Linked DNA regions of Homo sapiens: region 1 is linked to region 2. The links are chromatin loops, found by intact Hi-C in ENCODE. Cell type or tissue: GM12878. All regions are shown on one strand. Each heading gives the region's core, and the rest is flanking DNA. Links, peaks and the distances in the headings are about the cores only. Region 1 overlaps EMP2 (epithelial membrane protein 2). Region 2 has its middle 17 kb from the start of EMP2.

The links. Hi-C counts contacts between places; a loop is a spot of excess contacts. Peaks named below come from ENCODE experiments on the same cell type or tissue, not always from the same donor. Only the 100,000 strongest peaks of a DNase experiment are listed, where the experiment ranks them.
Region 1: it touches region 2 in a loop (2.3-fold over the local background); 12 of 110 quality-filtered maps call a loop at or near these places.

The regions. Positions count from the first base shown.
Region 1 is chr16:10,528,316-10,543,306 of GRCh38, forward strand. EMP2 (epithelial membrane protein 2) reads right to left here. Exons shown (of 5, transcript NM_001424.6): 4 at 9,613-9,759; 5 at 107-4,777. The coding sequence ends at 4,590. Among named protein-coding and RNA genes, the nearest start is that of LINC01290, 7.6 kb to the left of the region's middle. RefSeq lists enhancers at 5,357-5,651, 8,610-8,699 and a silencer at 5,357-5,651. In GM12878, for the core only: no CTCF peak of the experiment used is centred there; a DNase peak (open chromatin) is centred at 8,766; H3K27ac peaks cover 277 bases.
Region 2 is chr16:10,590,084-10,605,074 of GRCh38, forward strand. No RefSeq gene overlaps it. Among named protein-coding and RNA genes, the nearest start is that of EMP2, 17 kb to the left of the region's middle. RefSeq lists enhancers at 4,206-4,722, 7,149-7,443, 9,974-10,063. In GM12878, for the core only: a CTCF peak has its summit at 7,236; DNase peaks (open chromatin) are centred at 7,237, 9,732 and 10,966.

The DNA of each region.
Region 1 (14,991 bases), core at 4,722-12,721, 60 kb before region 2:
AGATCATTCTCCCAAGCATGGGGGCCTTGGATGCATGGAAATGTGTGCGACTACCCAGGCTGCAGGGCTGCAAAGCTGGCCCCATTAAAGAAGCAGAGGGAGATTGTCCAGTGATAAATTGTCCATTTATCAGTTGCTTAGTGTAAAAACCATACATTATTATCTTGATGAGAAATCAGCTGACCCCCTGCCCCTCAAAATGGCAGCATTCTGCCCTAGATGTCATCACCGTTGGGAACATTAGAGTCTTGCTCTGGGCAATCTGGTTTTAAACTTTATTTTCCATGTACAGTTTCAGATTATACAAAACATAGAAAATGGACTATTTTAAAGGTACATTAAGTAGAAAGTTTCTAACTACCCTAAAGTCACAAACCAAGATTCAAAATGAACCTCTAGGCCTTGCCCTAACATTTCCCCAACACCACAAAATTGTCCAACTTGCTCTATTGTAAGTAACCTTTAAACTATTAGCGAGTTTAGTAACATCCCGCGAGGCAGATTTTAAACTACGATACAGTTTCTATCTAGGCCACTGTGTTTAGTGTGTTTACAAACAGGCTTGGAGTTCTAGGTTTCTTCATCATCAGTGAACACAGAGCGTCCTAGAGCGCCAGCCTGTTCATGAGGGGTGTCCACAAAAGCACGCAAACTATAGCAGAGTGTGTGGGAGTGAATAGGTCTCCGATGTTCCTGTATTCAGGTATATATATATACACATTCACACAGACCAACAAGTCAAGCATTCTCCAAACTCATTTGAACAGAGACCCAAAATAATTTTAATGCAAATAACAAAATGAGTTAGTCTGTCTCCATCACATAGCCCCTCAATGAAAGAATTACAGTACTTTATAAAAATGTCATAAAATGCGCAAACTACAGTTCCTTCAAATACAGTTGATGCTATCTTTGGTCCTAATATGTGCTTCTTGGATGTCTACTAATTTTGTTGTTGTTATTGTTCTTGAATAACTGGTAATAAGCACCAAGTGAGGGCTGATTCTATCTACAGGTAAGAAGCTTGGATGTTTTCTCCCTGATTTTGTCATTTCTTTCCAACTTCCCAAATGCATGTCATACAGCAGGGAAGAGGCATCTCTCATGTCTCAAAAAAGCTTAATGGCACAGGTGGATGTGGGCACTGAATGTTGTACAGCAGTGGCAACCAGCCGGGAAAATCCATAGGATCATTTCAGACCGCATTCAACACAGATACTCATGTAGCCCCGACGTTTCTTGTGAAGGGAATTGATGTATTGCTTGAGGGGGTCGATCTCTGGTTCTAAGGTGTTTTGTTTGTTTCCATCGTGACTACCAGAAAATTATAGAAGGCCAGACGCAGTGGCTCATGCCTGTAATCCCAGCACTTTGGAAGGCTGAGGTGGGCGGATCACCTGAGGTTGGGAGTTCGAAACCAGCCTGACCAACATGGAGAAACCCCATCTCTACTAAAAATACAAAAATTAGCTGGGCATGGTGGGACATGCCTGTAATCCCAGCTACTCGGGAGGCTGAGGCAGGAGAATCACTTGAACCCAGGAGGCAGAGGTTGCGGTGAGCCAAGATGGTGCCACTGCACTCCAGCCTGGGCAACAAGAGCAAAACTCAGTCTCAAAAAAAAAAAAAAAAAAGAAAAAGAAAAAAGAAAATTATAGAAAAGCCACCAAGGTAGAAAGTTTCAAGGGAACTTAAGATTCAACTTCCTCCATGAGCTTGGGTAGCATCCTGTTAACCCTAGGGGTGTAAGCCACATTCTTGCCCACAATATGACTAGTGAGAGTATCTCATGGAGGCAGGAGGTGACATTTGTCCTGTCTCTGGCCCCAGGTCACCCTGTACTGCATTGGTGGCTTCTCCATAGGGAGGGGGTCCTATCTCATAGACTCCAAACTTCATGATGGCAGGGAGGATATCTGGATTTGCTCACCCCTGTATTTTCAGAGCCTCACACAGTGCCTGGAACATGGTAAACATTTAATACTATCTGTCAAAAACAAATGAATGAAAGAGCAGATGGAAAGAGCCAATCCTGCATTGAAGAGATATCCATGGTGGCCCTAAAACTACTCAAACCAGATGTCTCTTCAGCTCCACTGGAACTGAGCTGATGGCAAACCACCACTCCACTCAGCAGAAGGTCAAGTGCAAAAGTATTTAAATAGCACGAGGTCCCACACCCCATCCCAGGACAGCCCCCAGCATCCTGCTCCAACATAAGCAGAAAAAGACAATGAGGTGCAAAGAGCTTATCTCCTGGGATGGTTCCTGGGTGGTCTGCATTGCCACACAGCATCATGCTTTGATCCTGAAGGACAAGGCCCCAAAAGCCCTATTTCTCAGCACAGTCTTAAAATCACCTGGAAATCATTCACCCAGACCCTCTGAATCAGCCTGTCCCAAGCAGCACGGGAACCCCTAAAGCTTGAAAACTCCAGCTCTATGGGACCCTCTCACCGCATTTACTGTCGGGACCATGGGCCCCTCCACAGACATGTTTTCTGGGTGTTACACAGACAGGTACTGCCCAATAACTGTCATCTGCACGAACTGAATGGAGCTATATTTAGACTGATCTAAATACCTAAATGCCTCCAGGAGCATTTAATAATAGGCACGCGTAAAGCAGCCTCCCTACCATGCCACAGGCCTCGATTTTGAATCGTTTTATTTTTGAGACGGAGTCTCAGACTGTCGCCTGGGCTGGAGTGCAGTGGTGAATCTCGGCTCACTGCGACCTCCGCCTCCCAGTTTCAAGCGATTCTCCTGCCTCAGCCTCCTAAGTAGCTGGGATTACAGGCACCTGCCACCACACCGGGCTAATTTTGTTGTATTTTCGGTAGAGACGGGGTTTCACCATGTTGGCCAGGCTGGTCTTGAACTCCTGACCTTGTGATCCACCTGCCTCAGCCTCCCAAAGTGCTGGGATTACAGGTGTGAGCCACCGCACCCAGCTGATTTTGAATTCTTAGTGGTGTTCTTTGCAGCCTCCATCACAGTGTGTAATTAGTTTCTTTTCTTTTTTTTCTTTTTTTGAGATGGAGTCTCACTCTGTCACCCAGGCTGGAGTGCAGTGGCACGGTCTCGGCTCACTGCAACCTCCACCTCCCATTTCAAGTGATTCTCCTGCCTCAGCCACCTGATAGCTGGGATTACAGGCATGCACCACCACGCCCAGCTCATTTTTGTATTTTTAGTAGAGACAGGTTTTACCATTTTGGCCAGGCTGGTCTTGAACTCCTGACCTCAGGTGATCCACCCGCCTCAGCCTCCCAAAGTGCTGGGATTACAAGCATGAGCCACTGTACCCAGCCAGTTTTTCTAATTAAGTTTTAATCTGTCTCCTCCACTAGGCCATGAGCCCTAGGAGGAGATTGTCTCTAGAGGGTATCCCCTGTGCCTGGCACATGCATGCAAGTTATGATTTATGTTGATGAATGAATGAATGAATGAATGAATGAATGAATGAATGAATGGTGGATGGGTCCTCTGAGGCTCTAGAAATAGGGGTGAGAGGCCAGCCAGGTGTAGCATGAAGGGCTGGACAAGAAGGGAGAGGCCTTCTGGGATAAGATGGGAAGGAGGCTGTACCCCACACCCTGAAGGTGTCTATGAGTTCACATGGCTCAGGAATGGAGTTTTGGGGCCCTAGATGTAGACAGCTGTGGCGATGGAGGCCAAGGTTTTGGCCTGCTGTGGGGGTTGCATTCACCTCCCCATCTCCACATGACGATACCCCAGCATTTACGAGGCAGCTCTGCTGACCTGGCCCAGGCACCGTGGTCCCCAACTTCAACGCATCTGAAGCGTTGCCCAGGGAGCGCGTTAGAAATGCAGATTCCCTGGCCCCATCCCTTGAAGACTCTGATTCTGTAGGTCTGGGGTGAGGGGGGGGGCGCTGTAGGTTTTGCCTAAAGACGAGTCTAAATCTGGCACGCAGGTTAAGGATGACCATTCCTAAGGCAAGCAGGTGACACTGTCGGCAAATTGAGGTGAGACTTTTTCTGACCCACCCCGATACCGGAGGGATGGCTGGGCTCTGGTTTGGATACAGACAGAATGCCAGGGACTACACCTGCTTCTCACTTGGAACTTGGGTGAAACCTCTCAGGAAGCTGTCATTCTTCTCCTATACCCCACCTCACCCTCTTCCACCCACCACTAGCAGAGAGATTCGGGAGGGGCTTGGGCCAGCTGAAACCCATAGGAAGCACGTCCCCAGAGACCCGGCTTTCCCAGCCTCTCCTCTCCTCCCATCACAGCCCCATGGTTAAGAAATGTCCTGCCGAGTGCTTTTGGATTTGAGCATTGCTGGATTTTTGCTTGTGTCTTGTTGAGACTTTTGAGTGGGCAGCAGTTCTGAATACCAGCCTTCATAGTCTATTCTCTGATCTCAAGAATGCAAAAACTCTTCTCTCTTTTGGATTTTTTTTTTCTTTTTTCTTTTTTTTTTTTTTTTTTTTTTTTTTTTGGCTTTTAAAGGAAACAATACGTTTGCTAGAAAAACCTCAAAAAATAATGATTATATACAAAATGGTTATCTGAATGTGGATTCTGTACTGCAGCAGAAGCAACCCAGCTCCGGAACTCTATTTGCGCTTCCTCAGTATCAGGTACATCATGCCGCTGATGAAGGTGCAGGCGAAGGCCACCCACGCCAGGATGTAGGAGTAGCCGTAGCTGCCTTCTCTGGTCACGGGATAGAATTTCGCGTTTTTGTCGTGAATGTCTTCACGCCTGTCTGTATAAATGGAGGCCGCAATCATGACACACAGACCTGTCAGGAAGAAAGGTGAATTTTCAATAAATCATGGACCACAGTGCACCCTGGGTAGCCCAGGGGCATACGGCCAGAGTTGAAGACAAACTTCAGCTTTTATTCTTTGTTTATTATTATTTTGTTGTAGAGACAAGATTTTGCCATGTCACCCAGGCTGGTCTTGAACTCCTGAGCTCAAGCAATCCTCCTGCCTCGGCCTCCCAAAGTGCTGGGATTACAGACGTGAGCCACCGCGTGCAGCCTTAAGCTCTTATTATTAATAGGTATTTATTTTAGTCTATTGGAAAAATTACAACTGATATTTTGTGGAAGGATATTGTCACCTACCCTGTAGCTATTTTGCTTCCCATTCTTGCTAACTAAACCCAGTTTTGTTTGGGCAGCCACATCACCAACCCAGAGGGTGAACATAATTGGTCTAAGCCAGAGGTCCACAGACGTACCCTGTAAAGGGCCAGACAGTAAGCAGTTTAGGTTTTCTGTGGGCCATGGTCACACAAGTCTGCCACAGTAGCATGACACCACCTATAGACAATACAAAAATGAATAATAGTGGCAGTGTTACAATAAGATTTTATTTACAAAAACATGTGGCAGGCCAGATTTGACCTATGGGCCATAGTTTGCCAACCTTCTTCTTGGCAATCTGGTTCCTGTTTACTTGTTATAGCTGATGGGTCAGTATGTATCCCAGTTCTGACCACAGAAAACCTTCAGTGAAAAATATGACTCCCTGGGCCGGACACGGTGACTCATGCCTGTAATCCCAGCACTTTGTGAGGCCAAGGTAGGTGGGTCACCTGAGGTCAGTAGTTCCAGACCAGCCTGGCCAACATGGTGAAACCCCGTCCCTACTAAAAATACAAAAAATTAGCCGGGTGTGGTGGTAGGTGCCTGTAATCCCAGCTACTAGGGAGGCTGAGGCAGGAGAATCGCTTTAACTCACGAGGCAGAGGTTGCAGTGAGCCGAGATCGCACCACTGCACTCCAGCCCGCACAACAGCAAAAACTTCCTCTCAAAAAAAAAAAGAAAAATATGACTGCCTGAAAAGAGAGCGATGAGGGAGGAGAAAGCTTTTTTAAATTGCTCTCCTTTCTCTTGCTGACTGCTTTAAATATTGTCGGGGCAGGATGAAATATCTGGAGTTGCAGCAAACTTTTTGGAGCCACGAAGAGGTCAACACCAACACTAAAGATGACAGAATAGAAGGATGGAATGAGCGGAAGTGCTTGACGCAGACGCTGCTAAATCAGCTCTAGAAACTTTTCTACCTCCAGAGTACTTGTTATGTAAAAATAGTAACTATCTTTGTGGCTGAAATCACAGTTAATTCGATTTTCTCTCACATAAGGCCAAAAGCACCCTAATTTTAGTACTTGTGGTCCTTGGCTGGGTGCGTTGGATCATGCCTGTAATCCCACCACTTTGGGAGGTTGAAGCGGGCAGATCACTTGCACCCAGGAGCTCGAGACCAGCCTGGCCAACATAGCAAAACCTCACCTCTACTAAAAACACAAAAATTAGCTGGGTGTGATGGTGCACACCTGTAGTCCCAGCTACTTGGGAGGCTGCGGCAGGAGAATCGCCTGAACCCGGAAGGCGGAGGTTGCAGCGAGCCAAGGTCGCACCCCTGCACTCCAGCTTGGGCGACAGAGCGAAACCCTATCTCAAAAAATAAAAAAAGAAATACTTGCTGTCCCAATATTTACAGACATTAGAGCTAAGATGAGCTTAGGTTCTGTGGTTTTCCTTGGGGGACCTATCTCTCTCCTGGCCAGGCAGTTTTGGTGGGACTATCCTTCAAGATGCTCAGACATTCTCTGGCCAGGGGCCAAGCGCGTAGACAATCTCCGCCAATCAGACTCTCACTCCTGGAAACCTGAGTCTAAACAGTGACCCTGTCAGGGTTCCTTGATTCTGACAGCACCTCCCTGGAGCCGCTGCCTATCAGTTGCTGGTGCCTGGATCTTCTTTCCAAGACCTGGTTTTTCAGCTTTTCCTTTGATTCTTGCAGGCTACCCCCAGAATCCCATCTCTCACATGAGTTAGAGTATCTGCTGCTTGCGTCTAAAGATCCCTGCCTGATACAGCATTAAACACTCTGCAGTTTGAAGCAGAACAGGGAGGGCCAGGTCTTTGGACCAGAAAATGGCCACAGGAGTTGGGGAGAATGGGATGCTATGCAAGGAAAATGGGAAGACGTGACTTTCATATTAAAATACGGGGGAATTTTCATATATGTGAAAATTTATATATATAAAATTCCTAAATACATATATTAGGGTAATCAATTTTGACTAAGCAGGCTTACAGATCAACAGACAAACATAGACAATAACAGAAAATAAACTTCAGAAGCTGGGTGCGGTGGCTCATGCTCGGAATCCCAACACTTTGAGAGGCTGACGCTGGCAGATTGCGAGACCAGCCTGCACAACATAGTGAAACCCCATCTCTACAAAAATTAGCCAGGCATAATGGCACATGTCTGTAGTCCCAGTTCCTTGGGAGGCTGAGGTGGGAGCATTGCTTGAGCCCTGGAGGCCGAGGCTGCAGTGAGCCATGATCACGCCACTGTACTTCAGCCCGGGCAACAGAGTAACCACCCAAGTCCCCCCACCCCAAGTTAAATGACAGGATTCAATTGCCTTTAATGGGGTCGGTGAGGGTGGGGGGTCCACGCCTCTAACTGGCAGATACAGAGACAGTAAAGGAGGGGGATCAGACACCTCCTGACTACCTCGCCCAGGGTCCTTGGGAAGAACGCATTCTCCCTTTAGGCCTCATTTGTTCTGGCTTGTTGCTCTCCAACGCTTGGCTCAGGGACAGGAGTACAAATCCCCAGGCTCTAACCCAGCAGATGCTGATTCAAGAGGGCAGGCTGGGGCCTTGGGAGTCTGCACTTTAGAAAGGTCCCCGGAAGGACTGTGGTGGACTTGGGGGGTTCTCAAGATCAAGTGACCCTCCGGAGTCTTTTGCACTTGAAAACACTCTCATTCTCCACCTGTACCTAGAAGGGGTGGTACCTGGCTGTCCAGTAAAAGTGCCCCAAGGGGAGGGGACGCTGAGTGTGACCAACCACCCCACTTTGCCCTGGACTGGGGTTTCCTAGGATGCGGGACTTTCAGTGTTTTTATTTTATATTGTATTTTATTCTACTCTATTTATCTTATTATTTTTTCAAGGAAGAGTCTCACTGTATCCCTCGGGCTGGAGTACAGTGGTGCTATGGTTTGGCTGTGTCCCCACCCCAATCTCACCTTGAATTGTAATAATCCCCACATGTCAAGGACGGGGCTAGGTGGAGATCATTGAATCATGGGGGCGGTTCCCCCATACTGTTCTTGTGGTAGTGAGTAAGTCTCACAAGATATGATGGTTTTATAAATGGGAGTTCCCCTGCACACGCTCTCTTTCCCGCTGCCATGTAAGCCCTTTTGTTCTTCCTTTGTCTTCCGCCATGACTGTGAGGCCTCCCCAGCCATGTGGAACTGTAAGTCCATTAAGCCTCTTTCCTTTACAAATTACCCAGTCTCGGGTATGTCTTTATTAGCAGCTTGAGAATGGACTAATACAAGTGGTACAGCACCCCACAGCTCACTGCAGCCTTTACCTCTCAGGCTCAAATGATCTTCCACTCCAGCCTCCCAAGTAGCTGGGACTACAGGTGTGCTCTGCCATGCTTGGCTAATTTTTTTTCTTTTTGTATAGAGGAGGTCTCACTATGTTGCCCAGGCTGGTCTTGAACTCCTGGGCTCAAGCAGTCCTCCTGCATGGGCCTCCCAAAGTGCTCCTGCACCTGACCGGGACTTTCAGTTTTAAACCAGAGGATGGTCCCAGGCAAACTAGAACAAGTTGTCACTGCACTGCACTGATGACACATCTCAGGGTCATCCTGAGGGCATGGCAGGTTTGGACTTGACCCTGGCCCGGGAGGTGGAGGGCTGGAAGGAGGTGGTAGTTAGAGTGGTTAGGGCCAAGCAGCCTAAGTTGGCTCCCACACCCAGATTTCTTGCCTTCATCAAGCCACTCGTCAACTCCTGATTGGAAAGCACCCTAGAAGGGACTTCTGTATTTTGTCATCAGAAAGCTTTAAATCGTCACTGAGAAACAACAAATGATCATGGTGTGGCTTCTGACTTCTGATCTGACTTAAGCCTTGCTAAAATTCCTAAGTAGAAAAAAATGCTCTGAGACCTCTGCTTCCTCCAAGTTCCTCCAGGACTGAGGCTGTGCCTTGTTCATCTCTTGAGCCCCTGCAGCCAGCACAGGCCTGGTGCAACGTGGGCACCTCTGTCACCCACCAGCTTGAAACCTGTTGATGGCTTCCCATCAGCTTAGAACAAAGACCCCAAATCCTTTCTATGGCCTGCAAGACTCCATGGGGCGTGGCCCTGCCTGCCCTGCTGGTTCACTTCCCACTGCACTCCAGCCCCACTGGGCAGCTCTCCGTCCCTCCTGTCACAGGGCTTCCGTCATGCTGTTCCCTCTACCCAGGACACTGTTCCCTCCTCTCTCTATTGAGACACAACACTGTCGACAGCGACTCCTACTCACCCTCCAGATCCTCTGGCTTCATGTCTCCAGGATGCCTTCCCTGGACTCCCAACTCAATCCAAACTCCCAAATATAAACGTCCCACTGTGGTACAGCATGCATGCGCCCACACACACACACACACACACGCAAACACACACCGGCACACAGCACCGCGCGGCTGCCAATTTCTCCTTTCCAAATTCTCCCTCCTCCTGGCTTCCCTCCTGGCGGCTGGGAAGGGAGTGCTTATTCCAGAAAGCCCCTTGTTAGGGAAGCCCGTTGATGTACTTACATGACATTAGCTGGATGATGGAGGTTAGGACAAACCTCTCTCCCTGCTTCAGGCGGAAGAGCTGGAGCACGAAGATGAAGAAGGCGATGCAGCAGAGAATGGTGGAGAGGATCATGGTGGCCTGGACCGCCTGCAGCGTGGAGTACTCTGCGGGAAAAGGGCAGGGGCGCAGGACTGAGGACCTTGGCCAGCCGGCACTGTGGGGTACACAGCGACCGCAGCAGCTCCAGAGTAGGTGTGACAGGAGGCAAACAGGAAGGGGTTCAGGCGGTCGTCTACATGGTCTGAGCACAAGGGCAGCCAAGGCGTCTTCCAGACCCCCTGCCCCTCACCTCCAGTGTCCATTTGACTGGACAATCCTCGACCCCTTATCTGGAAGACGAGGCAAGAACCACCTGCTCTGCATTCTTCCTGGTCTGGGTCACAGACCCCACATGCTTGGCTCATGGACAGGGGAATCTTTTGAAGGACAAACCTCAGGTTCCAACGTGGTAGATTGTGACTCAAGAAATCAGGATGGGGCCTTGGGGGTCTCCATTTTAGAGAGGGATTCCCATGGACTCAGGGCTCATGGGACTGTGACCTTGTGAGGTGCTCTGTGGACTCCACACTAGCCTGTAGGTATCGGAGGCTGATCTTCACGGTCACTACTTACAAAGAGGAGGAAAGCTCCTTTCTTTTCAGGTCAGCCTTAACAGAGACTGGGGTATGAAGGTTTGGGGCTCAGTACAGAGAAGTTTCAGTGGAGAAGGGAGGCCTAGGGTGGAGGGTGTCACATGGGGGCAGGTCACAGTGAGGCTAATGTGTAGAAAGCTATGTGGCCATAGGGAAGGCATCCTGCACATGGGTTACCTTCGTGGGCCTCAGTTTCCTCACCTGTAAAATGGGGATATAGATATATTTTTTGAGACAGGGTCTCACTCTGACAACCAGGCTGGAGTGTAGTGGCACAACCGTAGCTCACTGCAGCCTTGAACTCTTGGGCCCAAGTGATCCTCCTGCCTCAGCCTCCTGTGTAGCTGGGACTACAGGCATGTCTGGCTAATTTTTAAAAAATTTTTGTAGGGATGGAGTCTCGCTATGTTGCTCACGGTGGTCTTGAACTCTAAAATGGGGATACTAATAGCTCCTTCCTCATCGGGCTAGGAAGGTAGAGTAAACTCATCTACATAAGGGGGTTTGGAGGGTGCAGGCAAGGTGGGAGTCCTGTGTAAGAGCTGAATGCTGAATGTTACCACCAGGATGAGGCCAAAAGATAACGTGAGGGGACAGCGTCCACGCTGCACAGAAAATCTAAGGACACACCTTCCTTTTCTTTTTCTTTCTGTCTTTTTTTTCCTTCAATTTTGCAGTTTTGCCTGAAAACTCACTGGAGTGAACATAATTGGTAAGTACTTAATGAAACGTCTAGAGCTGTGGATTTAATCCATTCTGGCTACAGATTACGGTTGCTTGGAGAGCATCTAGCCTTTCCCCCAATTCCTTATGGGGAGCGAAAGGAGTCAGACCGGCTCCCCCACTATGACACACACCACATGACCCCATTCCCATGAGGCCCAGGAACAGGTGGAAGTGAGTTATAGTGACAGAAGTCAGAAGTGGTTGCCCTCGGGGCAGAAAGCGGTAGCAACTGTGTGGAAGGGGGCCCGAGGAACTTTCTGGAGAGTTGGCAATGTTCTCTGTCTTCTTTTGGATGGTGGTTACGTGGGTGTTTATACAATTGTCAAAACCCACCAAACTGAGCCCTTAAGAAGCCTGCGTTTCCTTGTTTGTAAATTATAACTCCATTAAAAAAAGAAAAAGAAAAAGAAAACCCAGCAGGCTCTACTGAGATGAAATAAATCAGAACGTCGGGCATTGAGAGCGGGCACGAGGGCTTCGTAAAGCCACCGAGGGAATTCCAATATGGAGCCCAAGTGGTGACCCTCTGGCTTACAGCAGTACTTCCCAAATCTGCCCAATCCCAGGGATCACCTGGGATTGCTTATTAAAAATACAGATTCTTAGGCCTCTCCCCCTGGAGATTCTGCTACCATTGTCCTGGAGTGGGCACCAGGAATCTGTATTTTCAGCAACAAGTGACCCATGATGGGGCAAATGGGGAAAACATGGCTTTGGGGGAAAGGATGAATAGATGTTCCTAGAACAGGGTTTCTCAAAGCTGGGAGGGGGTGCAGGATGTGCCTGCCAGGCAGCCCCTGAGATGGGTGTATGTGGAACCCAGTGAGGACGGGAAACTACACAAATTCACGGAATGAGAGGGATGCTCACTTTGCTCAGTTTAAATTCCTCTAAGGGCTGGGCATGGTGACTCACGCCTGTAATCCCAGCACTATGGGAGGCAGAGGCAGGTGGATCACCTGAGGTCAGGAGTTTGAGACCAGCCTGGCCAATATGGCAAAACCCTGTCTCTACTAAAAATACAAAAATTAGCTGGGTGTGGTGGCACACACCTGTAATCCCAGCTACTTGGGAGTTTGAGGCAGGAGGATGGCTTGAACCCAGAAGGCGGGGACTGCAGCGAGCAGAGATTGCGCCACTGCACTCCAGCCTGGGTGACAGAGCGAGACTCTGTCTCAAAAATAAATAAATAAATAAACAAATAAATAAATAGATTTCTCTAAGGACCTCAAGGAGGAGTTCTCCACCAGCTGCTTTTGTGCTTTAAAAACACCCACTAATATCTGGGTGTTTGGGGTTGTTTGTTTTTTAACATGAAAAGGACCAGAAACAGGCTTAGAGGCTTCAGGAGGGAAGTGTGTCTGCCCAGACTTTGATAACATCATTGGGCTTTCCATCTAGTATTTTCAGAAAGCTTCCCTTCTTTTATGGCAAGTGATACTAGTTTATACGAGTGATAACACTCATGGGAGGGATGTGACATTCTCTTTAACATAGACTTATGGTTTGGGAGGCCACAGTGGGTGAAGTGGGAGAATCGCTTGAGCTCAGGAGTTCAAGACCAGCATGGGCAACATGGTAAAACCCTGTCTCTACAGAAAATACAAAAATTAGCCAGGTGTGGTGGCACACACCCATAATCCCAGCTACTGGGGAGGCTGAGGTGGGAGGATCACTCGAACCTGGGGGGCAGAGGTTACAGTGAGCTGTGATTGCACCACTGCACTCCAGCCAGAGTGACAAAGCGAGACCCTGATTCAAACGGAAAAAAAAAAAAGAAAATAGATTTATGGGTGAGTGCAGAGGCTCATGCCTAAAAACCCCAGCACTTTGGGAGGCCAAGGTGGGAGGATCACTTGAAGCCAGGCGTGAAAAACCAGCCTGGGCAACACAGCAAGACCCTGTCTCCACTAAATACAGTAGATTTATGTACAGAAAAGTGGGCTATTTTAAAAGTAAACTTTTTAAAGTAAAAAAAGTTGGCAAACTTTTTCAGTAGAGGGACAGACAGTGAATATTTTAGGTTTTGTGAACCATATGGTCTCTTGTTGAATGTTCTTTTTGTTTTGTTTTTAGGGGTGTGTGTGTGTGTGTAAACAACTTTTAAAAATGTAAAAACTGTTCTTAGCTCCCCGGCCAAACAAAAACAGGCCTTGGACTGAATTTGGCCAGCGGTTCGCCAACCCCTGTTTTAAAGAAAAATAAGTGAATAATCCCATGTGGAGGATTCAGAAAAACAGCCACAGAGCACAGCAAGCCCTCCCAGCTGGCCTTGCACACTGGCGACAGCTGGGGCTTGCAGAGCTCAGGGAAGGAGGGCTGTTCCCAGGGCCAGAGGTTAGCATGACAGAATAACAGACGAGATGGAAGGGAGCACCGATGGTGTTCCGTGGTTAAGGGTACTGGCTTTAGAGCTGGTCACACCTAGACTGGAATCCTGCCGCCATCATTCGCTCCTGGCTATGCGGCCTTGGGTAACTTAACTGCTCTCTGCCTCAGTTTCCCCATCTTAAAATGGGGCCTATGGTCCCTGCCTGATGGGGCTATGAGATCACCTATGTAAAGGACTTAGACCCATGCCTCACAGTAAACTTTAAGTAAATGGTGCCTTCTACTGGTATTTTTGCTGCTTTTATGATGAATATGGATATTGTTACTGAGTGTGGTGAGAATCTGGGACCCAGGGAGTAGGCTCCTTTGCTCCCTAATAGGATTGTCAGATTTGGCAAACAAACCAAAACAAACACAAAGACAGGATGCCCAGTACATGAATATCCGATGGACAACAAATAAATTTTAGGAGAGGCATGGTGGCTCCTCCTCCTCCTTTAGGCTGAGGTGGGCAGATCTCTGGAGCCCAGGAGTTCGAGACCAGCCTGGGCAACATGGTGAAACTCCATCTCTACAAAAATTACGAAAATTAGCTGGGCATGGTGGTGAGTGCCTGTAGTCCCAGCTACTTGAGAGGCTGAGATGGGAGGATCACTTGAGCCCGGGAGGTCAAGGCTGCAGTGAGTCGTGACTGCACCACTGCACTCCAGCCTGGGTGACAGAGTGAGACCCTGTCTCAAAAACAAACAAACAAACAAACAAAAACCAAAAAACTAAACCCTCCCCCCCCACCAACAAAACCAAATATTTTTTAGCATAAGTATGTCCCATGTTATATTAATATTTGGGCCATAGTCATACTAAAAAACAGTACTTATTGTTTATCTGAAATCTCTAATTTAACCGGGTATACTGTATTTTATCAGGCAACTGGGATCCCAAAGTATCTATTTCATCAGTTCTATGAGGAAAAACAGAACCATTCACTTCATAATGAAAAACAGTGGTTAGCATGTTTTTGAATGGGATTTTCTGTATTTTAAAGCCTTTTCATGTATTTTAGCTCATTGAAGAGGTGGGCACAGCAAAGGCATCATTATTACTTCTGTTCTACAGCTGAGGATGTTGAAATTGACATGCCCAATGCAAGGCTACACAGCTTGTCTAGGAACGGAAGCCAGATCTTGGATTTTTGTTTGTTTTTGAGACAGGGTCTCACTCTGTCACCCAGGGTGGAGCGCAGTGGCGTGATCTCGGCTCACCGCAACCTCCGCCTCCTGGATTCAAGCAATTCTCTTGCTTCAGCCTCCTCAGTGGCTGGGATTACAGGCGTGCACCACCACGCCCAGCTAATTTTTGTATTTTTAGTAGAGATGGGGTTTCGCCATATTGACCAGGCTGGTCTCAAACTCCTGACCTCAAGTGATCCATCCGCCTCTGCTTCCCAAAGTGCTGGGATTACAGGCATGAGCCACTGAGCCCCGCCAGATCTCGGATTTCTTACTGCTGGACAGGGAAAAGTGACTGGAGAGTAAATTATGGTCTCTGAGCCCATTTAGAGGCAAGGCTTGGATAAAAAAAGAAGGGAAGAGAAAATTCTAGATGAGAGCTGAAGCTGGAGAAAGGATGAGAACGGGAAACTCGGCT
Region 2 (14,991 bases), core at 3,367-11,366:
CTTTTGAAAATCTAGTGTGTGTGCTGTCCTCACCTAAGCTTCCAGAGCATTTTTGATTCTGTGCTCCTTGCAATTTCTCCTACTTCTTTATTAATCCTTTCTTAGGTTTCAGTAGCCCTTTCCTTGCTTCTGAAAAGCTTGAAACCTCTCCCCAGGCATTGAGCAATGGGAGGGAGACATAGATGGTGGGGTGGCTGACTGATGAGGACAGACTTTATCTAGGACATTGCTACTTAAAGTGTGGTCCATGGACCAGCAGCATCAGCGTCCCTGGGAACTTGTGAAAAATGCAGACTCTGAGGTCCCACCCAGCCTTGGTGGCTCAGAATCTATATTTTCACAAAATCTCTAGGTGAGTCACCTGCGTGTTAAAGTTTGAGAAGTGCTGCTGTACTTATTCCTTCATCCCACAACTATTTTTTGAGGGCTTCCCAAGGGCCAGACTCTGTCCCAGTGCTGGGGCACAGTGACAAATGAAAATGACATAGTCCCTGACTCAGTGAAGGGAACAGACTAGTGAGGGGGCTATGAGATATTAATAAATACCCAAGCAAACAAACATTCCATTACAAGTTGTAGCAGCTGAAATTCAAGAAGGAAAAAAAGATCCAAGTGATAAAGTATGAAAAAAGTTGTGGCCGGATGCGGTGGCTCATGCCTGTAATCCCAGCACTTTGGGAGGCCGAGGCGGGCAGCTCATATGAGGTCGGGAGTTCAAGACCAGCCTGACCAACATGGAGAAACCCCATCTCTACTAAAAGTACAAAATTAGCCAGGCGTGGTGGCGCATGCCTGCAATCCCAACTACTCGGGAGGCTGAGGCAGGAGAATCGCTTGAACCCGGGAGGTGGAGGTTGCAGTGAGACAAGATCATGCCACTGCACTCTAGCCTGGGCAACAAGAGTGAAACTCCATCTCAAAAAAAAAAGGTCGTAAGACAAACAGCAGACTTGGAGAGGGATTTGTGACTTGGAGAGGGATTTGTGGCAGACAGAATAGACACAGAGTTAAAAGGAGGGGAAAGACCAAGGACAGCCAGGGCCAGGGAAGGCCTCTCTGAAGACGTGTCTTTTAAGCATGGAAAGTGGGTGGTCCTTGAAGGAGTTGGAAGATTCTAGAATGGATGCCCAGGTCTTGTCCTGGATCATGCAAGTGAATTAGAACCTCAAATGTCAGAGCTCAGATTGTAAGATTCCTGGAGAAGCAGCTAGCGCTGACCATACACGGTTATAAGTTCATCCCGTCCATCCGCGCCCATGGGATCCTCTTCAACCCAGCCCTATTCAGCCTGGTGCTGAAGCATGGAGGCTGAGGATGCCCGGGCTCATTCCTTGCTCCAGGATTGTAAAAGCCTGTTAGACACCAGTCCTAGTGCTTGGAAACTGTTATTCTAGGGCCTCCTTCTTCTAGGGTGGATCCGAGGTTTTGTGGCCAGAAAACTGGCAAATCAGCCTTTGGCTAAAGATTAGGGAAGGAGATGTTTTGTTCTGTTTTTCCTGAAATGGTTTCTAAATGTTCCCCCTCCCAAGGGTACTAATCACCTCTCCAACCAGCCAGTTCCTATGGCATGACAGGAGCCTACAGCATAAGTCTCCACATGGTCACCCCCTCCCGTGGCAGCACTCCAGACTCCCCTAACCAGAGAGAGGAGGCATCAGGTGGGACGGGGTGCTCAGAGCTGAAAAAATACTGGGAAGCTGGAGAAATGACGGAGGGAACCACAAAGACTTTTTCCCAACCTAATACAATGGAGGTGATCCCCCGGGCGGGGGTGGATTGGGCGGGAGGGGAGTGTTTGTTAAAAATTTACATCACTGGGTCCATCATCCAAACCCACTGAATCAGAATCTCCAGGGGAAGGGACTGAGAATTATCATTTTTAGAAGTAAGGGGTGGAGCACTAGGCGACTGTATGTCCAGGGGAGTTGGAAAATCTGATGTGGAAGGAACAAGCTCAGAGAGGACTTGACTTGCTCAAGGGCACATGGCAGGTCAGGAGACAACACAAGATGTTGGTCAAGAAAACAACAAGAAAACCAAGCTCCTGGTCCAGTGGATTTTCCCCTAATTTGGTTGGTTTCAACCATTTTTTTTTTTAAAGAGATGGGGTCTCACTTTGTTGCCCAGACTGGTCTCAAATTCCTGGGCCCAAGTGATCCTCCCATCTTGGCCTCCCAAAGTGCTGGGATTACAGATGTGAGCCACCATACCTGGTCTCAACCTTTTAAGAATCAGAATCTTTTATCTTTTTGTTCAGATGAAATATTGTGGGGAACAGAATGTATAAATCAGACCTAAAGGAGGGGGGGTTAAGGGGGCCATGGCACATAGCAGGTGCTCAACAAATACCTGTGGAATGAATGAAAGAATAATATCTCTCCTAAAGAAAGAGCACACAGGCCTCAACTCAGAAGTTTGGTTAGGCAACAGCCTCCAGGTAGAATTGAAAATCATTGTTTTGCTTTGGCTCTGTTTTTCTAATTTCCTTCCATTCAGGCTTGAGATTGTGATTTTCTGTTTATGGTAGTGGTAAAAAAAAATTCATTTTGAAATAAATTTAAGTCAAAAACATAAGTTGATTTTTTTTAAATGAAGTAAAATCAAAGGTCACGAAACTTTTTCTGTAAAGGGCCAGATAGCAAATATTTTTAACTTTGCAGGCCATTCATCTCAACTATAAATGGGTGGGCCTGGCTGTGTTCCAATAAAACTTTATTTACAAAGGCAGACTTGGGATCATATTTGGCCCACAGGCTGCAATTGAACAAACTCTGAAATAATAATATAGGTAGGAGGTACTGAAAAGGCAGTAACTGTGAAGGTGGTATTGGGATGACCAAATTCAGAACTCTGTTCCAGCATAAATCTAGGAAATCAAGGACAATAACACAGAGAAGTAGAGAGTGAATCTTGGGGCCTCTTCCCCACGTGCAGCCCCCAGACCTTTCATGGCACATCTATCGATCCTGCCCTTTTGCATCCCCCAAAAGGGATGTTAAGGGATCCCCCCAGAAACGTTCTAAGGGCTTTAATTCCTGTCTTTCCTCTTTGCAGTTGTATCCAGTGCCTATCCATTTAATAAACTGGGGCTGGGTCTGAGGACACTTAGCAGACATAGGAGGGCCAAGGAAGCGCCCTTCAACCCAAATCACCCTCTCGTATCCCCTTCTCTGTGCCAGACTCTGCAGAGAATGTTCCTTTGGCTTCTCGAGGTGTCACTGGGTAAAATTCTTAGATGGGAAGCCCCGTGAATCCATTGTCAGTCATTATCCCATTAGCTACACATCAACTGTTAGCACCTTAGCTAGAGCACGAGCAACCAGCTTTGCGAAGTGACAGAACAGAATATGGAGTGGAAAGAGTCCAGAGAGGTGGGGCCCATCCCAGCATTTTCTAGGAAGGGAAAGTAAAACTTAGGGGATAGAGAAAGGAGACATAGCAAGTGATGACAGACACCAGACTGTCCTCAGTATCGCCCATCTAAGCTTCTCTTCCTTACTCCCACCTTATTGAACACCTAAGTGCCGAACACTTTTTACGTGCCCTGGCTTCATCTAATCCTCACCACACTAGAAAGTAGGTGCTGTGACCCCTGTTTTACAGATGAGGGAGCAGAGGCTCAGACAGGTTAACTAAGTAGGTGGCAAGAGCCAAGACTCAAAGCTCTGCGGAACTCCAAATTTTTTTTTTGAAACATAGTTTCGCTCTTATTGTCCAGGCTGGAATGCAATGGCGTGATCTCAACTCACTGCAACCTCCACCTCCTGGGTTCAAGTGATTTCCCTGTCTCGGCCTCCTGAGTAGCTGAGATTACAGGCATGTGCCACCACACCCAGCTAATATTTTTTTTTTTTTTTGTATTTTTAGTAGAGACGGGGTTTTGCCATGTTGGTGAGGCTGTTCTCGAACTCCTGACCTCAGGTGATCCGCCTGCCTTGGCCTCCCAAAGTTCTGGGATTACAGGCATGAGCCACCGTGCCCGGCCTCCAAATTCTTTTAAAAAAAAATATTATTATTGCTACTATTTTTAGAGACAGGGTCTCACTATGTTGCCCAGACTGGTCTTGAACTCCTGGGCTCAAGTGATCCTCCCACCTTGGCCTCCCAAAGTGCTGGGAATACAGGCTTGAGCCACCATGCATGGCCAAAATTATTTTTTTCATTTAAGTTCATGTATTTATTTTTAGTGATATATTAGATATACATATTTTTAGGGTACATGTAATAATTTGATACATTCATATAATCAAATCAGGATAATTGGAATATCCAAGGATCTCCAAATTCTTAATGACCACACTCAACTGTCTTGTGTCCCCCTCAAGCTTTCTCTCCTTAGTGGCCTCTTCATGCATTTATCTTGACCCAATCTCCATTTCATTTCCAGCCCCGGAATACTTCCTCCTTTCCCTCCACCAGGAGGTGAGATGCTCTCAGGAAGCCTGACTCAAGTGACCTTGTGCCCAGCACATCCTCGTTCCTGGAAGGATGCCAGGGAACCTCTGGGTCCTTTCAGTTGATGGTCTCAAACCCAGAGTCAGTGCAGACTGGGGCTGTTCTGAGGAAGGGAGACCAGGTGCCTCCCCATCTGCAGGGCAGGAGTGTCACAGTTCACTGGCTGGCACCCTCACCAGCCCACACCCTACACTCACCCAACCAGTTGGGCCACACCACCCACATGCCAGGCGGATCCGTTTGGACGGGCGCACAGCATGACCCAGCTTGTCTGCCACCTGTCCTCGGCTGCTGGGTTCCTCCCATCCTCCCACCTCCCAGGTGCCCCAGGTCCAGGTGTTCAAGGGCTCCTCCGTGCACATGCCCCTCCTCCATGAGAACGCTTTGTGTGTCTCACAAAGAAGAGAAACAGATCGTTTCCTGGAAGCTCAGGGAAGATCACTGCTGGGGATTCCCTGGCCCTGGGTGCCGGGCTCCCCTTTGTGGGAAGTGATTCTGAAGCCCAAGTATTCCTGTATGGAGGGAGGTTGGAGAAGTTCTTCCCAAGGGGATGGAAGGCCAGGTTGGCGTTCTGATATGACTTCCTTGTCTCTTGCCTGGCCTCAGTTTTCCCATTTGAAAACAGGACAAAGAATTCCCTCATTGTAACTCTCTGAAGTATTCTATAGAGGATTACTTGGCATTACACACACTCCACTGCCCCCTTAATTAATTTATTCTTTTATTCAAATATTTTTAAATTTTGTATTTTAAAATTTTGTATTTTTATTTTTTTGAGACAGAGTCTCACTCTGTTGCCCAGGCTGGAGTGCAATGGTGCCATCTCGGCTCACTACAACCTTTGCCTCCCAGGTTCAAGTGATTCTCCTGCCTCAGCCTCCTGAGTAGCTGAGACTACAGGAGCCTGCCACCACCATGCCCGGCTAATTTTTGTATTTTTAGTAGAGATGGGGTTTCACCATGTTGGCCACGCTGGTCTCAAACTCCTGGTCTCAAGTGATCCACCTGCCTCGGCCTCCCAAAGTGCTGAGATTACAGGCATAAGCCACAGTGCTCAGCCTCAAATATCATTTTTTTGAAACGCTGGCCAAGTTCCAGGGGCTCTGCCTGGCCCAGGAAGGTAGGAGGAGGCGCAACACTCAGAGAAGGGGCTTACACCAAACGGGAGGCCGACAAAAGCAAATCAACATATAAGGCAGCCAAGCAACCTCAGCTCACGATATGTGCCCTGAGGAAAATATAGCTGGAGGACGTGGTAGACACTGACCACAGGGGCAGGGCAGGGCCTGAGGACACCGCGGATAAAGGCTGAAACAACCAGAAAGAACCACCGTGAGAAGGAAGGTCTGCCGCTGAATGTTCTGAGCGAGGAAGCAGCAAGTCCAAGTGCCCTGGGGTGACTAGGAGCTTGCCCTGTCTGAGGCATAATCAGTGACCGTGTTGCTGAAACATGGCGCACGATGGGGAAAGTGGCAGGAATGAGGTCAGAGGGAAAGGCTGGGGCGGGAGCCTGTGGGGAGCCCTCTGAGGATTCTGCGTGCAGCAAGAGCCTCCCCAGCCACAGGAGATACAAGATCTTGCATGACTTGGGAGGAGCCTAGAAGTGGGTACCACCTTCCTCCCCCACCCCTGGTTCCCTGGGGCTGGGACTCCTATTTGGAGAGAGGATCTGATCGGCTTAGCTTGGGTTATATGTCCACCCCCATGGCCATGGGGAAGCCAGAACCCCTTATTAGACACCCCCATCCCCCAGATCTGTACAGCATGGCCAAAGGGTAGTTCCCAAAAGGGAATGCATGCAGCTAGCAGAGAAAGGAGGACTGGGCACTGGGCAAACAGAAGCCACAGCTGTGCGCTCCTTTCCACCTGACTCCCACTTCCGACCTAGATTTTGATGCCTTTCTCTGCTGTCTGAGCCCCACTCGCCACCATTTCCTACCCACCCCAGGAGTTTCTGGGATACTGGGTGGCACCCATTTGTCACTTAATAGAATCATAAAACTGAGAGAAATGCCCAGGACCATCGTGTCACTGTTGCACTTTGGAGATGGGGAAACAGTCTGGCGTGGTGAGAAGCCATGGGTCCTAGAACTTTGTGCTTCTGATTTACCCACCATGGAATTCTGCTGCTTCTTTTAGGATTCCTGAAGGAATTCCTTGTCCCCCGCTCCCACCTTCAGCAGCTTCATTTCACCCATGTGGGTGTGGCCACAATGTAAGGAGATGGTTTTTCTTTTCCTTGTGCAACCCAGCTAAGAAGTTTGCATCACACGTCATGTTTCCCCATAGACATACTACAGCTTATGGAGCTGGCTATGCCTGGGTTTGACTGACTGTGTGACATTACACAGTCATTTAACCTCTCCGTGCCTTCATTTTCTCATCTGTAAAATGGGACTACTACTACTACTACTCCCTACCTCCTAGGACTGCGGAAAGGTTGAGTTCGAATACGCAAAGCACTTAGAATAACCCTTCGGGTATATTACCTTCAGAGTGGTGATGTGTAATTTGTAAGCCCCTACAATGACTTGCACACACTTCATGCTTTGAAACTCTTTGTGAATTTCTTTTGTTCCTTCATTCAACTAACACCTTTTGGGCATTTGCCAGGCCCAGGCACTCACAGTGAACAGGCCAGACAAGGTCCCCACCCTCTCTAGGGGTAGAGATAGACCATGGGGGGAAAAATCAATCAGTCAATAAGCAAGAAAACAAGACACTTTCAGTATGACAAGTGCTAGGAAGAAATGAAACAGGGTGACAGAGAGAGAGTGGTGAGGGCGCTGTTGAGGCAGTGATCTGGGAAGATCTCTCTGAAGGGTGACAGTTAGACTAGAAGAGTAACCAGCCATGGAACAAAAACTTCTTGTAGAGGACATAAACAGCAGGTGCAAAGTCCCTGGGGTAGGGAAGAGTCACGTGCGTGTGATGGAAAGGAGGAAGTTGCTATGGCTGGAATGAGTTGGGGGAATGAGAGATAAGGAGAAACCAGAGAGGCAGGCAGGGGCCACATTAAGCAGCTCTCCTTGACCATGGTAGGAATTTGAATTTGATCCTAAGGATGGTGGAAGCCTGTGAACAGCTGAAGCAGTGGAGTGAATGAGCCAATTCATGTTTTCTGGCTACTGTGGGAGAAATGGATTGGAGGGGACAAGATTAGAAAAGGAGAGACCAGTCATGAGGCTGTTGAGAAATGGTGAGACATATCCTTGGGTCCCTACAGAGCACTTAGCCAGGCACCTGGGGCACCTCATCAAAGAGCACTGCTCACAACCTGCAGGTGGTCCCTGCTTGTGAGGCTTCATCACTCCACGAATGAAAGAGGATAACTCCATACAACCTGGGGTGCCCTGGGCAGAGAACTGGAGGTGTGTCCCTGCCTGGAACCTGCTCCAGGATCAATCCTTTTTTTTTTTTTATGAGACGGAGTCTTGCTCTGTCGCCCAGGCTGGAGTGCAGTGGTGCAATCTCAGCTCACTGCAACCTTCGCCTCCTGGGCTCAAGCGATTCTCCTGCCTCAGCCTCCTGAGTACCTGGGATTACGGGCACCCGTCACCACACTAGGCTAATTTTTATGTTTTTAGTAGAGACAGGGTTTCACCACATTGGCCAGGCAGGTCTTGAACTCCTGACCTCAAGTGATCCACCTGCCTAAGCCTCCCAAGGTGCTGGGATTACAGGCGTGAACCACTGCACCCAGCCAGGAATCAGTCTTGTTCCAGCAGCCCTGCTAGGGCCCTGGCTCTGGCCTCTTTCCAACCTCCGGGGAGTGCCCAGGGCAGAAATCCGGCCCTGCCCACCCTGGGCTGCACACCGATAACCTCCCCAAAGGGAAGCCGTTTGTTTGGAAGGAAATGGTGCAGAATGAGCAGTGGCCACGCTTAAAATAGGGCTGGAGCCTGGTTTCCAGGGCTGAGCTGGGAGCGCTGGAGCTGAGATTTCAGTGGCTGAGACGTTCGGTGGCCTTTCCCGGGGCTGTGGAGATCAGATTCCGTTTGGCACCCTCTGCCTTGCCCCAAGGAGCTTCCAAGAGTTTTCTTGTAATGCCATTCTTGGGGCAATGCGCTAAGCATTCAGGGGCATAATCACTTTTTTTTTTTTTTTGAGATGGAGTTTTGCTCTTGTCACCCAGGCTGGAGTGCAGTGGTGCCATCTCGGATCACTGCAACCGCCGCCTCCCAGGTTCAAGCGATTCTCCTGTCTCGGCCTCCTGAGTAGCTGGGATTACAGGCACTTGCCACCACCCCTGGCTAATTTTTGTATTTTTAATAGAGACGGGGTTTCACCATGTTGGCCAGGCTGGTCTCGAACTCCTCACCTCAAGTGAAGGGGCATGATCACTTTTAATCCTCAGTCCTGGGAAGTGGGGGCATAATAAGCCCTCGTTTCAAAGAGCAGAGCACAGAGGTGTTGATGGGTTTAAAGTCCTGTCCAAGAGCGAGCTCCTCTCAATGCCTTGGGGGGATCCAGAGGAAGATGACAGTTCCACAGAGGGGTCTTTGGGGCTGACCCATGACACTTTACTCTCCCTGTCTCTACTTCCTCCTTCATTCTGGCATTTTCTTGTCCCCATCTCACCCCATGATGAGGAAGAGGGTTGGAAGTTGGGAATTATAATCACCTGGCTGCACCCTGGTAACACCTGGGGAACTTTTAAAAGATGCTGCTGCCAACACCCCACCTCTGACCAATTCAGTCAGGTACTGGGGTGGGGCCCTGGCACTGGTCTTTAAAAAAAAAAAAAAAAAAGATTTCCCCGGGGAATCCTAACATGCAGCCAAGGTTGACAGCCACTGCTTTAAAGCCTTTCCAATTCCAATCCTGCAGTTCCCCGCCTTGACGGATTGTCGCAAATCACCTGGGTAGATGTTATTATGAACTCACATCTGAGCTGCACCCCAGGCCAATTAAGCTAGGATCCCTGAGGATGGGGTCTGGGCACTATATTTTTGAAGAGCTCTCACAGGTGATTCCCAAGGGCAGGCAAGGTGGGGAAGCTCTGTGAGTCCAGTCTCGTAGGTGTACAGATAGGGAAACTGAGGCCCAGAGGAAGGTGGCAACTTGTCCAGGGTCACACAGCAGCTAGTGGAGTTCAAACCCAACACTCTAGACCCCCCAGGCTAGCACAGCCCTAATGCAGGAGGTCTAGGGGCCTACTGCCTGCTGTGATCGTAACCATCAGCCCTCGTGAACCTCACCCTTCTGTAATTCTCCCTTTGAGGATGGGTGGACCTGAGAATATACCGAGCTGTCGCTCCTGTGACTATATTACCTTTATTACCTTACTTAGCAAAAGGGATTTATTGGTTGAGTTTCAGTTCCTCAAAAGGAACTTATCCATGTGGGCCTAATCTAAGCACATAAACCTTATAGAAGCAGAGTATGGCCAGGTGCAGTGGTTCATGCCTGGAATCCCGAGTTGGGCAGATCGCTTGAGTCCTGGAATTCGAGAGCAGCCTGGGCAACATGGCAAAGCCCCATCTCTACAAAAAAGTACAAGAATTAGTAGGGCATGTTGGCACACACTTATAGCTCTAGCCTTTCAGGAGGCTGAGGATGGGAGGATTGCTTGAGCCCAGGGGGTTGAACTGCAGTGAGCTGAGATTGCACCACTGCACTCCAGCCTGGGCGACAGAATGAGACTCCATCTCAAAACAAACAAACAAAAAAAACCCCGCCACCCTTTCTGGTGGGTGGCCCATGGTCCCCTCCTGTGGCCAGGTAAGTACAGGCAAATGCAGCAAGGTTACTGCACCCAGTCTCCCCAACAAAGGCGTGACCCACCTTCTGAGGCTCTTAAAAAGACAGCTTTGCCCACTCACTCCCTTCCTTTATTCAAAAGTCCCAGAGACTTTCCCTGACCCCAGTCCACACGTGATATACTGCACCCCACCAAGCCCACCTTCCTTGATCCCTTTTTGCATCATCCTGTTGTATTTCCCCACAGCGCCACCTGAAATCATCTGCTTCATTTACTCATGTGTTCATTGTCTGCACTCACCCCCAACCCATAGCCACAAGAACCCAAACCCAGAAAGACAGGGACCTTGTCCATCTGGAGCCTAACGCAGTGCACCAGCCAGATCTGTGGGACTAGTGAGGGGGCAGCAGGGAGAGGGTTGGGTTGAGAGGGAGGGGAGGGGCCCGGGGCAAAGAGTTGACCCTGAGCCAGCTGCCTTATGCATCCCACCCCAGGATCCTGGGATCCGCTGAAGGATTCCTGGGTCCTCCAGACTTCAGCCAGGCTGTGCGCACTCCGTGCCTTTCAGAGAAGCCCTGGCAGGTCCCCTGGAAGTTCCTGGAGGGTCTGAGCTCAGAGACATGGAGGGAAGGAGGTGAGGCAGGGTGATCCCGACAGCTGCCAGGAGAAACTCCCTGCTCTCTTCCCGCAGGTCCCTTAGCTCAGTGTTTTTCAAATGATTTGTGGTGAAGGACCAGTCTGTGCATCTGTTTTCAGTTGCTGATTCATCACACACCAATACTTTCACAATTTACTATAAAAATCCCCCTGTGCCTACATGTCGCAGCAATGGCTAATTGCTATGTAGGTTTCCAAACCCTTACTCTGGGAACTGCACTCAGCTCTTGGGGAACAGATAACTGTTTGTGAACGGCTTGCAGGCCACACTTTGAGCTGTACAGATCTGGATATGCCAAGGCCCAGGATGGGTGGGTGGGTGTTGGCAGCTACAAGGGCCCTGACACCCGCCCAGAGGCTGGGCGTTGGAGGGATGAAGGGCAGCTGGTGAGGCGGGGACCTGACGCGCAAGCCTGTGTCCCCCAGCAGTAAAGAGTCAGGGCTGGGAAGTAGGAAAAGGAATCTCCTCTGTCCTCAAACCACAGGAGACAGGCAGGTAGGAGTGGGGAACTCCTCCAGCTCCGTCCATGCCTCCTGGTCCTTCTCACAGTTCAGGGGAAACTTCTTTGGGGGAGGGAGCAGTTTTGCCCCACTCCGTACTTGTCATCACCATGCCACTTTGGCCCGGAGTCATTAAACTCCTCTCGAGATGTTTGCCTCGTACCTTCTAGTGCAGATTCCAGTCCAGGAGGAATGCGTGCTCATGACATGAAGGCAGTGTCAGAGGACCTTGCAACTCTCTGCACCCAGCCTGGGGACAGCTGGCTTCCATCTGCCAGACGTCAGGCTGTTGACAGGGGTGGGGTGGTGATACCATCCCAGCCCAGCATTCAGGGAGCTGGCATCTCAGATTGCCCCACCCTGCCCCTCCCTGGCCCTCAAGGAGCCGAGAGGAGAGTGACATCGAAACTCCACTCCATCAAGAGTGGGCTGACCCAGCCCCCTCGATATCTGGGTGGGGTCCCAGGAATGCCTCACCCCCGTGTTGCACACAGTAGGCACTTAGAGTATTTGCTAAGCACATGCAGGGTCCTCCTCAGCTGGCCTGGAGGGAGCCCCAGCCCATTGGCCTTCCCCAGGGTCACCTCAGTAGCCTTCAGGCCCTGGCTGCATTGTTCCAATTCCTGCAGGTTTGGAATGTCTCTGTTTACCGTCAATGTCAATATGACTGGGAGAACATCCAGTTCCCACAGGCCTTCTGGGGGCTGGCGGGGGACACAAGGCTGAGAGATGGGAGCAGGCCACACCTGGGCCCCCCAGCTCCCTTCAGGTCCCCTATGTTACAAACCCCAATCCAGGCACATTGTCACTCTGGGTCCTGGAATTGCATAAGCAGATGGGTGGCAGCCAGCAGGAGTTCCACAGGGCCTCATACCTCTACCCACGCCTTCCAGCCCCTCCCTCCTTGCCCTTTTATTTGGCAGGATATGGGGAGCAGTGGCTCCTTCTGCAAGGAGCTGCCCCTCCTCCTATGCCTTTGATCAGAGTCCCTCCACCTCCCACCTCCACCTGTCCAAACCCTCTCCGACTCATAGATCTCAGCTCTGTAACTAGATGGCTTGGATTCAAATCTCCCCTCCACCATTTCTAGCTATGTTGCCTGGGCAAGTTACTCAACCTCTCTGTGACTGTTTTCTCACGGTAGAGTGGCATGTTGGGGGCATTTCTTCAATTTCTGGCTGCCTATCATCTTGGAATCCCCTTTCTGTAACTGGAGATTTCTACATTTGCCCATAGTGTGAGTCTGTACTCATTAATGTAGAAGTCAGAATTCAATTCTCCAACCCGTTTGATCATCAATCGGGTACAATCATACAGGACTTCCATGGAGAGAGAGATCACTAGCTCAAGCACTATCTTTTCTTTGGTGAACATGGTGGCAGGAATAACTGGATCTTTGGGGACATCAATGGCTAAACTCTTGTGTCTGAAGAAGCAGTTGCACATTTGCTAAAGCATCCCCCGTAGAGTGGTTGGGTGTTCTCTCTCGCTACCTACCACCCAGACCCAGTTTTCTGTCTCCTCACCCTGAATGCAAAGAGCTGCCTACTCTTAAAAAGCCTTTGCTGCTTAAATTAGCTAAAATTCTGTTATTTGCAACCAAGACCCTTAACAAAGTCATAGGGACAATAATAATATCTGCCTCGTGATGGTGTTGTGAAGATCAAACCCTCCTACAGGCTTGGTGGGAAGTCAAGAGGAAGCCAGCCCAGCTCTTTGAATATCTTCCTTGTATCTGGGGTGCCCCGCTTTATGGTTTGGGGACGGTGTCCTCTGCCTGTGTCCCAGAACACAGCCTCACTTGCAGGCAAGTTGCTTTTCTGAGCCTTCCCTCTCCTTTAAGAAGCACGAGAACCCCAGGGTTGCACGAGGTCCCAGGGTCAGTCACTCACCTCCCCGAAATAAAACCAGGACATCTGACCCATATGTCAAAGAGCTCCATTCTCTGAGTGCAGGATCTGAAACAAGACCTGTTTGCTACAGGAGATGCTATGGCAGCCGGGGCTCTGCAGCTGGGAGCAGCCCCTTTCCCCTTGGGAAGTTCAGTGGAGACCGAGAAGCATTGAGGCTCCTAACACAGGGACACATCCCCAGTCCCAGAAATACCTCACTGGAGTAGACCTGGGATTTCTAGGTCCCTGCTAGTTAGTGACACAGCCAGATCTTGCATGTGGCTCTTATATTCTTGGCCACTTCCCTGGGGCAGCCATGGTGAGCTTGACCGGGCGGATCTTAGAATCCACTGCCTTGCAACCCCAGAACTGACATCTTCCCTTAGTATCCCAACTTTCTGTATACGGAGACATGCCCCCACACAGCCACTCTGGGGCATGTCTGGCCTCCCAGGCATCCTGAGAGTGACCCATCAGTCACTGAGAGAATCAGTGCCAACCCTTGTCCACTGGTGGTGCCCAAGACATGGCCCGTTTCCATTTGCCTCTTATTCACCACAACGGGTCGCCTTGGAGAAGACCTTCAGTGTCACACTCAAGTAGGTCTCTGTACTTGGTTGAATGGTGTCCTCCCAAAACTCACATATACTTGGAACTTCAGGAAATTACCTTATTTGGAAATAGGGGTCTTTGCAGATACGGTTAGTAATTAAGAAGAAGTCATACTGGATTAAGGTGGGCCCCAATCCAATGATTAGTGTCCTTATAAGACAAGGGAAATTTGGACACAAACACACAGGAGAGAAGACCTCGTGACGATGGAGGCAGAGGTTGGAGGGATGCAGCTATAAGCCAAGGATTGCTGGCAAACGCCAGGAGCTGGGATCAGATTCTCCCCCAGCCCTTCCTGCAGGAACCAGCCCTGCCAACACCTTGATGTTGGACTACCGGCCTCCGAACAGTGAGAGGACGCATATTGGTTGTTTTAAGCCTCCTAGGTTGTGGTAACTGGTTACAGCAGCCCCGGGAGATGAATGCAGTTTCCTTTTAATTAATCTTGTTATGAACAGCAAAGACAGGATTGTGGGAAGGAGTGCCAGTGATACTTTTCAGACTTGGGTTCTGTAGGCAAATAAAGATGAATTGCCCATCTTTTCCTCGCTGTGATGTTTAATTGTAATTTAAACATAATTGTAACTGTGATGTGTAATTTAAAGGTGGCGACAACCGGTCGTGGTGGCTCATGCCTGAAATTCCAGCATTTTGGGAAGCTGAGGCGGGTGGATCACTTGAGGTCAGGAGTTTGAGAACACCCTGGCCAACATGATGAAACCCCGTCTCCACTAAAAATACAAAAATTAGCCAGGCATGGTGGCATGTGCCTGTAATCCCAGCTACTCTGGAGGCTGAGGTGGGAGAATTGCTTGAATCCGGGAGGCAGAGGTTGCAGTGAGCTGAGATTGCGCCACTGCACTCTAGCCTTGGCAACAGAGCAAGACACCATCTCAAAAAAAAAAAAAAAAAAGAAAAAAAAAGAAAGAAAAAGAAAAACAAGGTGATGAGGATTTCAGTTAGGAAATTTTGCGCAAGGAGCTCATGGGCCTTTGGCAAAGGAAGCAATTGAGACACTGTCCCCAATCTATGGGTCAGGGATTGTCCAAACCCTTCCCAACCAATAGATGTCAACTCTGTATCCAGGCAGCTTGGATTCAAATCTTACCTCCACCATTTCTAGCTGTGTTGCTTGGGCAAGTTACTCAACCTCTCTGTGCCTACGTTTTC